2 separate regions of the Homo sapiens genome follow, and region 1 is linked to region 2. The links are chromatin contacts, found by Hi-C or POLR2A ChIA-PET in ENCODE. All regions are on one chromosome and are shown on one strand. Each heading gives the region's core, a stretch centred on a gene start or an enhancer-like site at or near the end of the contact. The rest is flanking DNA. Distances are from core to core; before and after follow the strand shown.

Region 1 (6,224 bases), core at 920-3,419, 130 kb after region 2:
CGGAAGACGGACGCGTACATAAACTATTAGGATACAGGAAAAGCGCGATACTACTGGCACATAGAGGAAATCGGGGAAGATGCTTAGAACAATGTCTGGGGCACACGCTCAGTGCTTTACAAAATACTCGTTATTTTTACCATCTAACCTTGTGAGTTAGAGCGACTGAAGAGGAAAGGCCGTAGCGTCTGAGCTGCTCTGTGAAGAATGAACCGGTTTTCACCAGGCAGGCCAGGAGTGGGATAGGGCGAGGCATCCAAGAAACAGCAAGAGGCAGGCAGAGCTCAGCACACGTTTTTCCAGACTGTGAACCATGAAGCTCTGAAGGCTGCTAGGAGGGCCACGGGAGCTGTGGGAGAGGGTGAGGCTGGAGCCCTGTGGGCTAACAGACAGGGCTCTAATTCGTGACATCGTGGCAACAAACTATTAGAAATGAGGCTAGACCTGGAAGCCCTGGGGGCACAGTCTGGAGGGGAGACAGACGAGAGCTAAGTAGAATGCAGGCAATGACGCCGTAACAGAGATCTGCACAGCGACCATTGCACAGCGTGGGGGCAGGCTTCTGAGAGGAGGTAACATGCTGAAAAGACAACGTGTACAGCTGACATTAGTACACAACCTCATCGGAGAGAGAAGAAGCGGAGGGAATCCCAGGAGCAGGGGCCATCATGCTCAAAGGTTCCAAGGTACGGCAATGGGCGATGTGTCTGGGGACCCTGGGGGTCGACCAGTGTGGCTGAGCAGAGTGTGCAAAGGTGAGGATGCTAGAAGGCCAGGTGCGGTTTCGGGGCGGGGCAGGGGTTGCCCTTGAAGGTGGGGTTTGGGGGTGGGGGAGGGGGTGCCCTTGAAGGAGGGGTTTGCGGGCGGGGGTGGGGGGACCTTGAAGGTGGGGTGTGGGGGCAGGGGAGGGGGTGCCCTTGAAGGTGGGGTTTGGGGGCAGGGGAGGGGGTGCCCTTGAAGTCCACGCCAGGGAGTTTGGGTTGGATCCACCCGTAATGAGGGCTGGCCCATAGGGCAGTGACGTGAACAACTGGTACTGTAGCCAGGTTGTTCTGGGAGCTGTGTAGACAGGGTGAGACTGGAAGTTGGTGGACTCATTAAGGGACTAGTGAAACAATAGTGCCCCAACCTGATTGAACCCAGTGAATGGGGGGAAATGAGAATGTCAAGGCCTGTAGCTTGGGTAGATGCGTCAGTGAGACCCTATTCATAACCAGAGCCTAAAAAAACACGCAGAGCCAGTTAAAAGCTCTAATATGTGTTTAAAGAACAAATTAATGAAAGAATGCGTAGACAGGCCAGGTGCGGTGGCTCACGCCTGTAATCCCAGCACTTTGGGAGGCTGAGGTGGGTGGATCACCTGAGGTCAGGAGTTCAAGACCAGCCTGACCAACATGGCGAAACCCTCTCTCTACTAAAAATACAAAAACTAGCCAGGTGTGGTGGCAGGCGCCTCTAATCCCAGCTACTCGGGAGGCTGAGGCAGGAGAATCACTTGAACCCGGGAGGCAGAGGTTTTAGTGAGCCAAGATCGCGCCATTGCACTCCAGCCTGGGCAACAAGAGAGAAACTCTGTCTCAAAAAAAACAACAAGTAGACAGAGAGGGAAGGAGAAGGAGAGAACAAAGCGGAAGAAAAACTAGTGAAGAGCAGGGAAAGGAATCTGGGTTTTTTTTGTTTTGGTTTGGTTTTTGGTTTTTGGTTTTTTGTTTTTTTTTTTTGAGACAGAGTCTCACTCTGTCACCCAGTCTGGAGTGCAGTGGCACGATCTCAGCTCACTATAGCCTCCGTCTCCCAGGTTCAAGCGATTCTCCCGCCTCAGCCTCCCAAGTAGCTCAGATTACAGGCGCCCACCATGCCAGGCTAATTTTTGAATTTTTAGTAGAGACGGGGTCTCACCAAGTTGGCCAGGCTGGTCTTGAACTCCTGACCTCAAATGATCCACCCGCCTCGGCCTCCCAAAGTGCTGGGACTACAGGCATGAGCCACCGCGCCCGGCCACGAGTCTGGTTTTAAACCCGTGGAGCTAAAGGTTTCTGGCAAGCAGGGAAAGGACACGACTCATTGACTGAGAAGCAGGAGGCGTCCAACACAAAGGCCTCTTGGGAACCCGCTGGGGTTTGGCGGGCGTCACCTTTCTGCATCTTGGGAGGAGAGCTGGTGGGAGGAGCTTTTCTGCAGGTGTCTCTTTCTAGCCTCCGGCAGGGGGCGGCAACAGAAGACGGTTCAGAAGAAAGAATGTGGCCAAGTATGTGTATTTCAAGCCAAAGGATTCTAGAAACTTCTCTCACAGGTACGGAATCCAACCACAGTGCCCACTGTGGTGAAGCCACTGCGCTGGTCCGAGAAGAAAGTGACAAACAAAATGACATGGAGCCCAATTCATCCTGAGAGCAGAACCTCGGAGCCATGTGGTTAAGATGGAAATTCCACTTTTAGTCCAAGCAAATCTTCTGATGTATCAAGTTTGAGGGTGAGGTTTCATTAAAGGAATTTAAAATAAAAAAGTGAGATCACAGCAAATTTTTTAAAATGATTGTTTCAGTGAAGGGAAAAAAGGTCTTTATCCTTATTCAGGGCGTAATTCCTGATCCTGGTCCCCGGAGACAACACCCACCCTTGGGCGAATCATTCCTGGGGACGGAGGAATGAGGGAGGCGTCTCTTTATTTCCGGGGGCGGAGGAGTGAGGGAGGCGTCTCTTTATTTCCTTGTATATAAAATACAAGAACTAAATACCTTGGATTAACAACCAGGGCTGGGGTTTGTGATAAGGCTGTGATTAGGACCACATAAAAGGAGAAAACGTCTTAATAAGAACTTCTTTGTGGCCTGTTAGAGCCTTTCTTAGGAAACTAATAAGTTACACTTTTCCTGGAGAGAAAATCTTGGAAATGACCCATTTCCCCAACAGGACATCATTTCCGGTCATTCACATGTGGTCAAGTTAAAAAAGATCGTTTGAACCTAGCTCAGCCAGGCCAGGGAGAAAATTAAAAATAAGTGTTTATTTTTCTGATTAAAGCCAAACAATGAGACTCAAAATAGGCCACACAAAACCCACAGAATCTTCCAAGTTCGCCTGAGCTAATGCATCCAAGGACGTCCACTCACAGGGGAAGAAGCAGAGGGGCTGGCCTTCTCCTAAGGGGGCAGGGCTGGAGATCTGTCAAATTCCTTATCCATATCTAGGAGCAGAGCTTCCTTTTGGCCAAAAGAGTAAGCTGACTGCGAAGGACAGATACTTCCAAGCAGACACTAAGTAATGCAGTTGGTTTGATAACAGGACAGATGAAAATGGAAGGCCTCCTCCGAAAATCCCACAGCCTGGGCCAGGGCTCCAAGGGGCTGACTGGTTCCTGTGGTTCAAATCTCTGCAAACGTCTCCTTCCCTCCTGCCCCATCTACGGCAGGTAGCTGAGCCGTGGCCCAGGCTCTGGGAGTGCACACTCTCAACAAGCAGATATGAACAGACACGTCCAGAAAGTAGATAGGTGGACAGCCAGTAAGAATATGCAAAGGTGTCATCAAGGAAATGCAAATTAAAATGATTTCACACTGACTAGAATAGCAAAAGTAAAACACACCCACAGTATCAAACCCGGGTGAGGACGTGGAGCAAGTGCGAGTCTCACACTCCGCTGCCGGGGACATAAATGGTGCAAACACTTTGTTGTTGTTTGAGACAGGATCTCACTGTTACCCAGGCTGGAGTGCAGTGGTGCGATCTCAGCTCGCCGCAGCACCCCAGACTCAAGTGATCCTCCAGCTTCCCGGGTAGCTGGGATTAGAAACGCGTACCACCACACTCGAAAATTTTCCATTGAGACGGGGTTTCGCCATGTTGCTCAGGCTAGTCTCAAACTCCCGGGCTCAAGAAATCTGCCTGCCTTGGCCTCCCAAAGTGCTGGGATTACAGGCGTGAGCCGCCATGCCTGGTCAGTACAACCACTTTGAAGAACCGTTTGGTCCATCTTATGAAGGTAAATGTTCATTTACCTGATAATCGACTCAGAATTCTACCGCTCAGGATTCCTACTCATCAGTATTTACCCAAGATAATTTTTTTAAGTCCATAAAAATGTTTATAACAGCCTTCCCCACCCCAAACTGACAACAACTCACATACATCCATCATTGGAAGAATGGATACACTGTGACAAGATGCTCGTCCAATGGGACACTTCTCAGCAATAAGAAGGAACAAACTGATGTATACAAAAACAAGGATAAACCTCACAATCATGCTGAGCAAATGAAGCCCGACACAAAATAACACTGACTGTACGATTCCATTTCCATGACGGTCTACAGGCAAAACTAAATTACAGTGACAGAAAACCAAAGCGACGGATGGGAGGGGGAGTCACCAGAGAGGCTCAGCAGGGGACTGTGCAGGGAGATGGAAATGTTCTTGGTCTTGTTTGGATAATTGTTCATATCGGTATAACAGCTGTTCAAACACACTGAGCTGGGTCCTTAAGAACCATGAATTTTATTGTGTTAAATTAAACCTAAAAAAAGAACTCATACCAACAAGAAGGAGAAAAAAATAATTTGTCTTCATCTCATCTAGAGCCAGGTAACTGAGAATTCCAGCGTGGGCACAGGGTGCTGCCTCCTGAGCACGGCCACCTTCCCACAAGTGACCACCTCCCCTCCCTCCCTCCCTGCCTTTCCCTGCCATGGTTCCCTGTCTCCATGAATGGAACCAACTACCCTCCACCCAGTGTCCCCAAACCAGAAACCTGGCAGTCCTTCCCCATGCTTCTCTCTTCCTCATTTCTGCTCAGTCACTTCCTAGACAGCTCCTGAATGAGGCGGAGCCCTCCCCCGTCTCTGCCCCAACTGCCTCAATTGCAGGGGTTTCTTTTGTTTGTTTTGTTTTGTTTTGTTTTGAGATGGAGTCTCGCTCTGTCACCCAGGCTGGAGTGCAGTGGCGCAATCTCGGCTCACTGCAAGCTCCGCCTCCCGGGTTCACGCCATTCTCCTGCCTCAGCCTCCCATGTAACTGGGACTTCAGGCGCCCACCACCATGCCCGGCTAATTTTTTGTATTTTTAGTAGAGACAGGGTTTCACCGTGTTAGCCAGGATGGTCTCGATCTCCTGACCTCGTGATCTGCCTGCCTTGGCCTCCCAAAGTGCTGGGATTATAGGCGTTAGCCACCGCACCCGGCCTCTTTGTTTTGTTTTTGAGACGTTGTCTTGCTCTGTCGCCCAGGCTGGAGTGCAGTGGCGCGATCTTGGCTTGCTGCAACCTCTGTCTCCCGGGTTCAAGCGATTCTCTTGCCTCAGCTTCCCTAGTAGCTGGAATTACAGGCGCCCGCCACCACGCCCAGCTAATTTTAGTAGACACAGGGTTTCACCATGTTGGCCAGGCTGGTCTGGAACTCCTGACCTCAGGTGATCTGTTCATCTTGGCCTCCTAAAGCATTGGGATTACAGGCGTGAGCCCCCGTCTCCACTAAAAGATAAAAATAAAACTTGGCTGTGTGTAGTGGCGTGCACCTCGAGTCCTAGCTACTTGGGGAAGGCTACACCTGGCCAACTTCCTATTTTTAAATGGAAAGAAAAAAACACACACCAGGGCCTTGTTTCCTATCTCTCCTGCCCATTCCTTCTCTCTCCACAACTCAGACAGCGACGGTGTCAATCAGGCCAGTAAGGGAAAGGCTGGGGGAAGACGATGCTGACTGTCTCTTACTGAATCTGTTTCTGAGACATGGAAACACCCTGTTCACAGAGGCCTCTCTTCCTCCCACCCCTGCCCCCCGCCCAGAACTCCCAGCAGAAGCTGCTCACTGGCTGTTGTCAAAGTAGTCTTTGTTCTTGGAGTTGAACCAGCACAGGCCTCAAATTTCCATCCACAGCTCCAAACCCCGCCTACATCACCTCCATGACCTCAGGCTAAGGAAAGAAAGAAGCTGGCCAAAAACATGCCAGGCTAAGAAGCCAAAGCTCCTCCCAAGAGAGATGACTCTGGAGGGGACCCTCTGGTCTCCTCTCCATGAAGCCAGGTCGATGCTGGAAGGGCAGAAATGCCCAGAAAGAAAAGCACTGAGGAAGGCTCACAGGGCAAGGACTTCAGTGGTCACGGTCCCATCATATACAGAAGCCACGGGGCAGGACTTCAGGGGTCATGGTGCCACATTTTGTACAGAAGTGGGAGGCAGCAAAGCCGCAAGATCTAAAGACAGAGTTGCAGGCCCAGGTGCGGTGCTTAC
Region 2 (6,498 bases), core at 156-2,655:
GAGGGTTACGCTGCGAAGGGGACCTCCCTGGGGGTTACCGCCCTTCTTTCTGGCTCAGGAGGCTCTCCCAGGGTCCCAAAATATAGTCCCTCCTGACGCTGTAAATTTAATTTTATTGCATTATTGGCTTAGTTGAGCAGATGTTTGGCCCTAAACACCTGCCTTCCAGGCGCATTAAGTACGCACAGTTTGAAGTAGTAAGTCCCAGGGCGGTTACTAGCTGGAAAATACTCCGGTACTCTATCATGGATGGTTAACTAGTGCTTGCCACAGCCCGCTTCTTAGGTTTATTAAGCACCTACTCCATGCCAGACACTGTGCTAGGTGGTACACAGGTAAGATCTCTTCTATTCACAATCACCTTTTGAGGACTAGTATTCCTGCTCTAGAGATAAGGACACTGAGGCGCAGAAACGATTTGCTGAGGGTGTCCCAGCCTGAATGTGGTGGGGCTGGGAAGCAATTACGGCTGAGGGGCTCCAAGCCCTTAGAGCTCTGCCATTCCGCTCCTGAAAAGCTGTCTGGGGGCGGGGACCAGACCATTTCCCCCCAGCCTACTACTGCTGACACATCTCGGGGTGCCTCACCCCCAGCTCTCCCAGAACAGCCTCCTGGTCTTAGCAGCGTGTGCCAAGATTTAGCAGGGAGCATCTAGTTCCTATGGGCTCCCTCCCAGACCTTGCCTGTAAGATTCTGAATCCGGACGCACGCAGGTTCACAAAGTGATACCTCAGGAGCGCAGCCGCCCCCACCGCGGGTGTGACCCGCGCAACCCCACAAGGGACACTGTACCTCGGCGATCTCAATGCAAAGTCGCCCAAAACTCAGTGGGGAGACACACTTCCATTCTCCCCGCTCTGTCGATGAGGAAACGTCATGAGCGTAAGACACTTGGAGCGTTAAGACACTTGCTCAAGAACGCAGCTGCCGTTCAGGAAATGAGGCCGTCGGGGCGCCCAGGGGTGCTCGGAGGGAGCCCGTTTCCCAAAGCACGTGCGCGAGCCCCGGGCGCTTCCAAGGGCTCTAACTTCACGTCTGCTCCGTGTTTTCAAGCGCAGGGGGCCGGAGGCGGCAAGACGCGGCCCAACGCGCGGCGGGACCCGGACCACCCCCCGCCAAGGCCACCCCGGGACCCCTAGACCCGCCCCGACGCGGGGGACGTTTCGGTCCGGGCCCGCGCGAGCGTGCGCGACAGGAGGAGACGCGACGGGGCAGCACCGCTCTGGTGGCGCATTGCTGGACGCAGCCCGGGGCCGGGGAGCCGCGGCACCCACCTAGGTCCATGGCGGCGACGCCGGCGGCTGCGCGGGGCTAACGCCCCCTCCCCTCCGAGAACTCGAACGCGGCGCGGGACGCACGGCACGATGGGAGACGCAGGAGCCACGGCGGCCGCGCTTAGGCCTGCTCACAACCTCCGCCCGGCCCCGCCCACAGCCTCCGCCGCGCACGCGCAGTCCTCACGAACGAGCGCGCCAAGCGCACAGCGCCGCCTTCCGGCAGAGCCCTCCCACCAGCCCTCAGGTACCCGGACGTCGCTCACTAGACCCCTCCGCACCGTCCCCTGCCCGGCCCCTCTTCCGGGGTCCCAGCGGGTCGGGCTCATGATTCCCCGGCCCCGCATTCACCCTCACCCGGTAACCCCGGGCGTGCCCCGCACACAGTTCACCCCCACCGAGCGCCTCCCCCGGGACGCCCACCACCCAGCGCGGCCGCACCACGCGAGGCTTCCACTCCCACCCGCCCAGCTCGCGCCACATACAGTCCCTCAACGCGCTCCTGCCGCGCCGCCCCCTCCAGACAGCAGCGTTCCGGATCCTAGACGCTTTTTGACGGCTGGTCCTCCCCAGAAAATGCGCCGTGTGAGCCCAAACATGGTGGGGTTTACGCTGGACCCCGAGCTTGCAATCTGTGCTTGACAAAACACAAACATCGCGTGCCTGTCTCCTCCCCCTGAGATCGAGTAGTAACAGCCACTCCAACTCTCCACCTCCAGCTTCTAGCACCAGGGACCGCCTCCACCACCCCATGTGCCAAGTGGAGTTCGAGCTGCGCGGCCCTCAAGCAGCTGAAGGGTCCCGTGAGCGATCAGGAGAAGCTGCTGGTCTACGGCTTGTACAAACAGGCCACCCAGGGCGACTGCGACATCCCCGGCCCTCCGGCCTCAGACGTGAGAGCCAGGGCCAAGTGGGAGGCTTGGAGCGCGAAAAAAGGGGCGTCCAAGATGGACGCCATGAGGGGCTACGCGGCCAAAGTGGAGGAGCTGACGAAGAAGGAAGTGGGGGGCGTGGAGCGCGAACAAAGGGGCGTGCAAGATGGACGCCATGAGGGGCTACGCGGCCAAAGTGGAGGAGCTGACGAAGAAGGAAGTGGGGGGCGTGGAGCGCGAACAAAGGGGCGTCCAAGATGGACGCCATGAGGGGCTACGCGGCCAAAGTGGAGGAGCTGACGAAGAAGGAAGTGGGGGGCGTGGAGCGCGAACAAAGGGGCGTCCAAGATGGACGCCATGAGGGGCTACGCGGCCAAAGTGGAGGAGCTGACGAAGAAGGAAGTGGGGGGCGTGGAGCGCGAACAAAGGGGCGTCCAAGATGGACGCCATGAGGGGCTACGCGGCCAGAGTGAGGAGATGAGGAAGAAGGAGGCTGGCTGAGGGCTCCTCGGGAATGGAAAGGGCTTCTTAGACCTTGATGGCTGAAATGTCCTGAAACTGTCGCAAGCTTAGCCGAGACATCAATAAATCACTTAAACTGCATGAGAGTGACTGCTGTTGGAAAGGAGAAACTCGGTGACTGAGTGCTGGGGAGGCGTCCAAATACACAGACTAACTTTTTGTATGGTTTTGGGTGGAGTTCCCAGCTCTCCTATTACAAGAGCGTATGTAGGTATTTGGAAGGACGAGGGGGACAGTGTGCTGTGGAAATGCCCAAGATCTGAGGGCAGGAGACCATTCTCCAGTGACAGCCTCTTGGGAGGTTGAGGCCCCAGCCCCTTATCTCTTCAAGGCTGATTTACTAATACCCCAGCACCACAGAGGGGAGAGGGACTCTGTCCTCCTAAACACTAAAGTCAAGTCCAAAAGCCCCCACTGGAACACAGGGCCTACCCGGTTCATGTTTTGAGGGAGACCAAGCTTTCCGTGATGATAATGTGATGAAACAATTGATGCGCCAGAACACAGCAGTTTAGAAACAATGGAGCAGATGGTGTCAAAATCCCAGCCCCAGAAAGGCTCACCTAAGGCCGGGCAACCAAAATGTTCCCGGGACTATTCTGTACTTAACCCTGGTTTCTGCTTAGGGGACGGTGGGACAATATGCATATGGATGTCTATGTGGGATTTGTTGCAAGAGCACAACACACCCCTTGACCTATGCAAGTGCCAGAGTGTCTGAGCCCAGCTTCTACTCCTGTTAATGATCACAGGAGCCTCATACACAACCATTGTGCATGGCGGCTGGAGTATGGAGTAGTAAATGGTATCCAGAAAGGCAGGTCTACGGTGGCATATGGGATTTCCTGGTACTTCTTCTTTAATAGAAACTATCTTCACAGATCATGACATCAGGTCAGCTGCAGTTCTCACTGGGACCAATAAACAATAGAAGCAACAACCATAAAGACTTAAGAGGACAAAGGAAACCAAACCTCACTGTGTGTCTTCAAGATCTGTTCACATAGTTGCAGGAAGTTGCTGTAGACAAAGTACATTACTAAAGAATGAAGCCCACCCAGGACATCACAGCAACGAAAGAACTATTTCTGGTAACTGTGGACCAGGTGAGAGCCACACTGTAGAACAGCAGTGCTGCCCTCTCTTCTTTGGCGAATGTTATGAAGACATTCTGATGCACTTAGGATCATGATTCATGTTAAATGTAAATTAATTGTAAAAATAATACATCTTGCTCCAAAATGTGGTGACAATTTAGAAGCTGTCCACATAGCCAGACCACTCTGTAAATCACAGAACCTAGAAAGTAAAAATGTGCCATAATTAGGACAGCAGAAAGTAACAGTAAAATAAAGTTTTAAAAAAAAAAACAGAAAATAAGGATTTATCTATTTGTATTTGCTTAAGAAGAGGTTACCTATAGGATGCAGGGGGAATGGGATTGATGGGCATGGGGTATACTGTGAAAGGAAAATAAAATCTTGGGACCAAATTCACTAAGCGAAAAGGAAAAGTTAAGCTTGGAAATTGAGTCATGGAATATGCAAAAAACTTCCTTTTGTTCCTAAACAGATAAGCTACAAGACAGAAGGCCACATATCTCCCCAGGTGGTCTCCCTCACCTGACAATATAAATTAACAGCTTATCTTCATAGGTAAGGGACAAAGACAACACCAGAAACCATCCCTCACCAGCCGAGACAAAACATAGATGTACTGAGCTGAATGCATAACTGTTCCTCTGCCTGCTGCTTTCACTGTAACATATAGATTTGGTGAGCAGTAAATGTAGATTTACTGAGCTGAATGCATAACTGTTCCTCTGCCCGCTCCTTTCACTGTAACATGTAGATTTGGTGAGCGCTAAATGTAGATTTACTGAGCTGAATGCATAACTGACTGTTCGTCTGCCCGCTCCTTTCACTGTAACATGTAGATTTGGTGAGCACTAAATGTAGATTTACTGAGCTGAATGCATAACTGAGTGTTCCTCTGCCCGCTCCTTTCACTGTAACATGTAGAGTTGGTGAGCGCTAAATGTAGATTTACTGAGCTGAATGCAAAACTGACTGTTCCTCTGCCTGCTCCTTTCACTGTAACATGTAGATTTGGTGAGTGCTAAATGTAGACTTACTGAGCTGAATGCGTAACTGTTCCTCTGCCCGCTCCTTTCACTGTAACATGTAGATTTGGTGAGCACTAAATGTAGATTTACTGAGCTGAATGCAAAACTGACTGTTCCTCTGCCTGCTCCTTTCACTGTAACATGTAGATTTGGTGAGTGCTAAATGTAGATTTACTGAGCTGAATGCAAAACTGACTGTTCCTCTACCCCCTCCTTTCACTGTGACATGTAGATTTGGTGAGCGCTGATCAAAGCCTAATAAGAATGTAACCACTTATCTCCCTACCTACCCTCCTGTATTTTTCCTTTCCCTCTTCCCTCCCTTCCTGCTCTTTCCCTTTTAAATACTTGTTAGGAATAATGCTCAAAATCCTAAGGAAATAGAACACTCGAACAAAGGATTCTTAGCAAAGCAATTTTACTTCTGTGCAGAGGGGTGCCTCCTTGGCCAGTTGTCATGAGAGCACACCTGAACAAAGGGGCACGAGAGCCTTTGTTCCTGACACAAGTCCTGCCCCTCTACCCTTTCCCCATTGGCCGGGGTCAGGTCGTACAATCTAAACTAATCGCGCTTGGCTAAACATTTGATTTTTTTAGATAGGGTGGGCCCGTAAAAGAAAGCGGAGAGGAAGGGGAAGGGGTGTCTGTAATGAGCTAGAAAGTTAGTCCTCTTTCCAAATAAGGAAAGGAATGTGAGCTGGTACTGATAACGCCTGGTGCTGTGGCGTGCCTGGGCATCTCACAAAGGCAAAAAGGGAAAAGGAGAAAAAGGGGGCGGGGCGCTATGAATTAAAGAATAAAAGATTGATCAGATTATTTGAAGAGAAACGTCGTCATATCCCACATACTGAGGCCCTAAAAATCCTCTCTGGAAAGTGTGCGGGGGCCACAGATCTGTGGTTGTGTCTCAGGCACATCCTCAGCCTTGGCAAAATAAACCTCTAAATGGGCGAGACTTGTCTCAGACACTTACCCGGTTTACAATACCTTTTCATATTGTTTTCATTTTTGAACCATGTGGCTCTATTGCTTTATATAAAGAGGATGAGGCAAGGGCACTTCTTTATTATCATTGAAGTCAGAGTAAATTTACTATTGATTTCCCCTGAGGTTGGGGTAAGAACTCTTAGAACAAACAGGGAAACTTCTCAACTCTTACCCTGAATTTCAACGGACACGTTGGAGGTCTCCTGAAAACTCTGGCTGCTAAGTCACAGCGGCACTGAGTGGCAGGTGAGAGAGCCAGAAAGCCACATGAAGGAGCACTCACCGTCCCTAGGTTTGTTAATTCCGGTAACATGTCAGACGGACACGGACTTCAGACAGTCCTGCAGGCTAACTAGGAGAGCTCTGGCAACACGGCCGTTCTAAGTCTTCCCGGAGATTTAACTCAAGGCACACTTGTATTTACATGTAGGCTCCACAACCCCTTGATTCAAAAAAACAACTCTGGAGAAGCTGAAGAACTTTCCAACTTCATCTGTTTGAAACAACAGCTTGCAGCCTGAACAACGCAGTGAGACGGTCGCTACAAAAGATCAAAACGTTGGCTGGGTGTGGTGGCACGTGGCTGTGGGCCCAGCCATTCGGGAGGCTGAGGTGGGAGGATCTCTTGAGCCCCAGAGGTCAAGGCTGCAGAAAGCCACGATGGTGCCCCACTGCACTCCACCCTGCGTGATAGAGCAATGTCTCAAAAACCAAAAAT

What was found. A loop is a pair of places that touch in the nucleus more often than their neighbours do. ChIA-PET counts read pairs that join two places held with the same protein, here RNA polymerase II (POLR2A). Pooled maps may share reads with other maps.
Region 1: a loop to region 2 is called in a map with no recorded cell type, with 6 times the contacts of the local background. The contact joins the enhancer-like site here to the promoter of GEMIN4 in region 2. A Hi-C loop is called at or near these places in 1 of 37 single-sample maps with no recorded cell type and 2 of 50 pooled maps. POLR2A ChIA-PET finds 5 or more read pairs at or near these places in 5 of 52 experiments (HCT116, MCF 10A, OCI-LY7 and 2 more).

What each region holds. Positions count from the first base shown.
Region 1 is chr17:877,587-883,810 of GRCh38, forward strand. The region is part of intron 1 of NXN (nucleoredoxin); the gene reads right to left. Among named protein-coding and RNA genes, the nearest start is that of MRM3, 98 kb to the left of the region's middle. Within about 2 kb of position 2,170, at least 27 of the 41 ENCODE cell types and tissues checked have a DNase peak (open chromatin) inside an H3K27ac peak, as active enhancers do.
Region 2 is chr17:750,859-757,356 of GRCh38, forward strand. GEMIN4 (gem nuclear organelle associated protein 4) reads right to left here and starts at 1,406. Exons shown (of 2, transcript NM_015721.3): 1 at 1,275-1,406. The coding sequence starts at 1,284. It also overlaps the pseudogene DBIL5P. RefSeq lists an enhancer at 686-745 and silencers at 926-1,345, 1,526-1,785.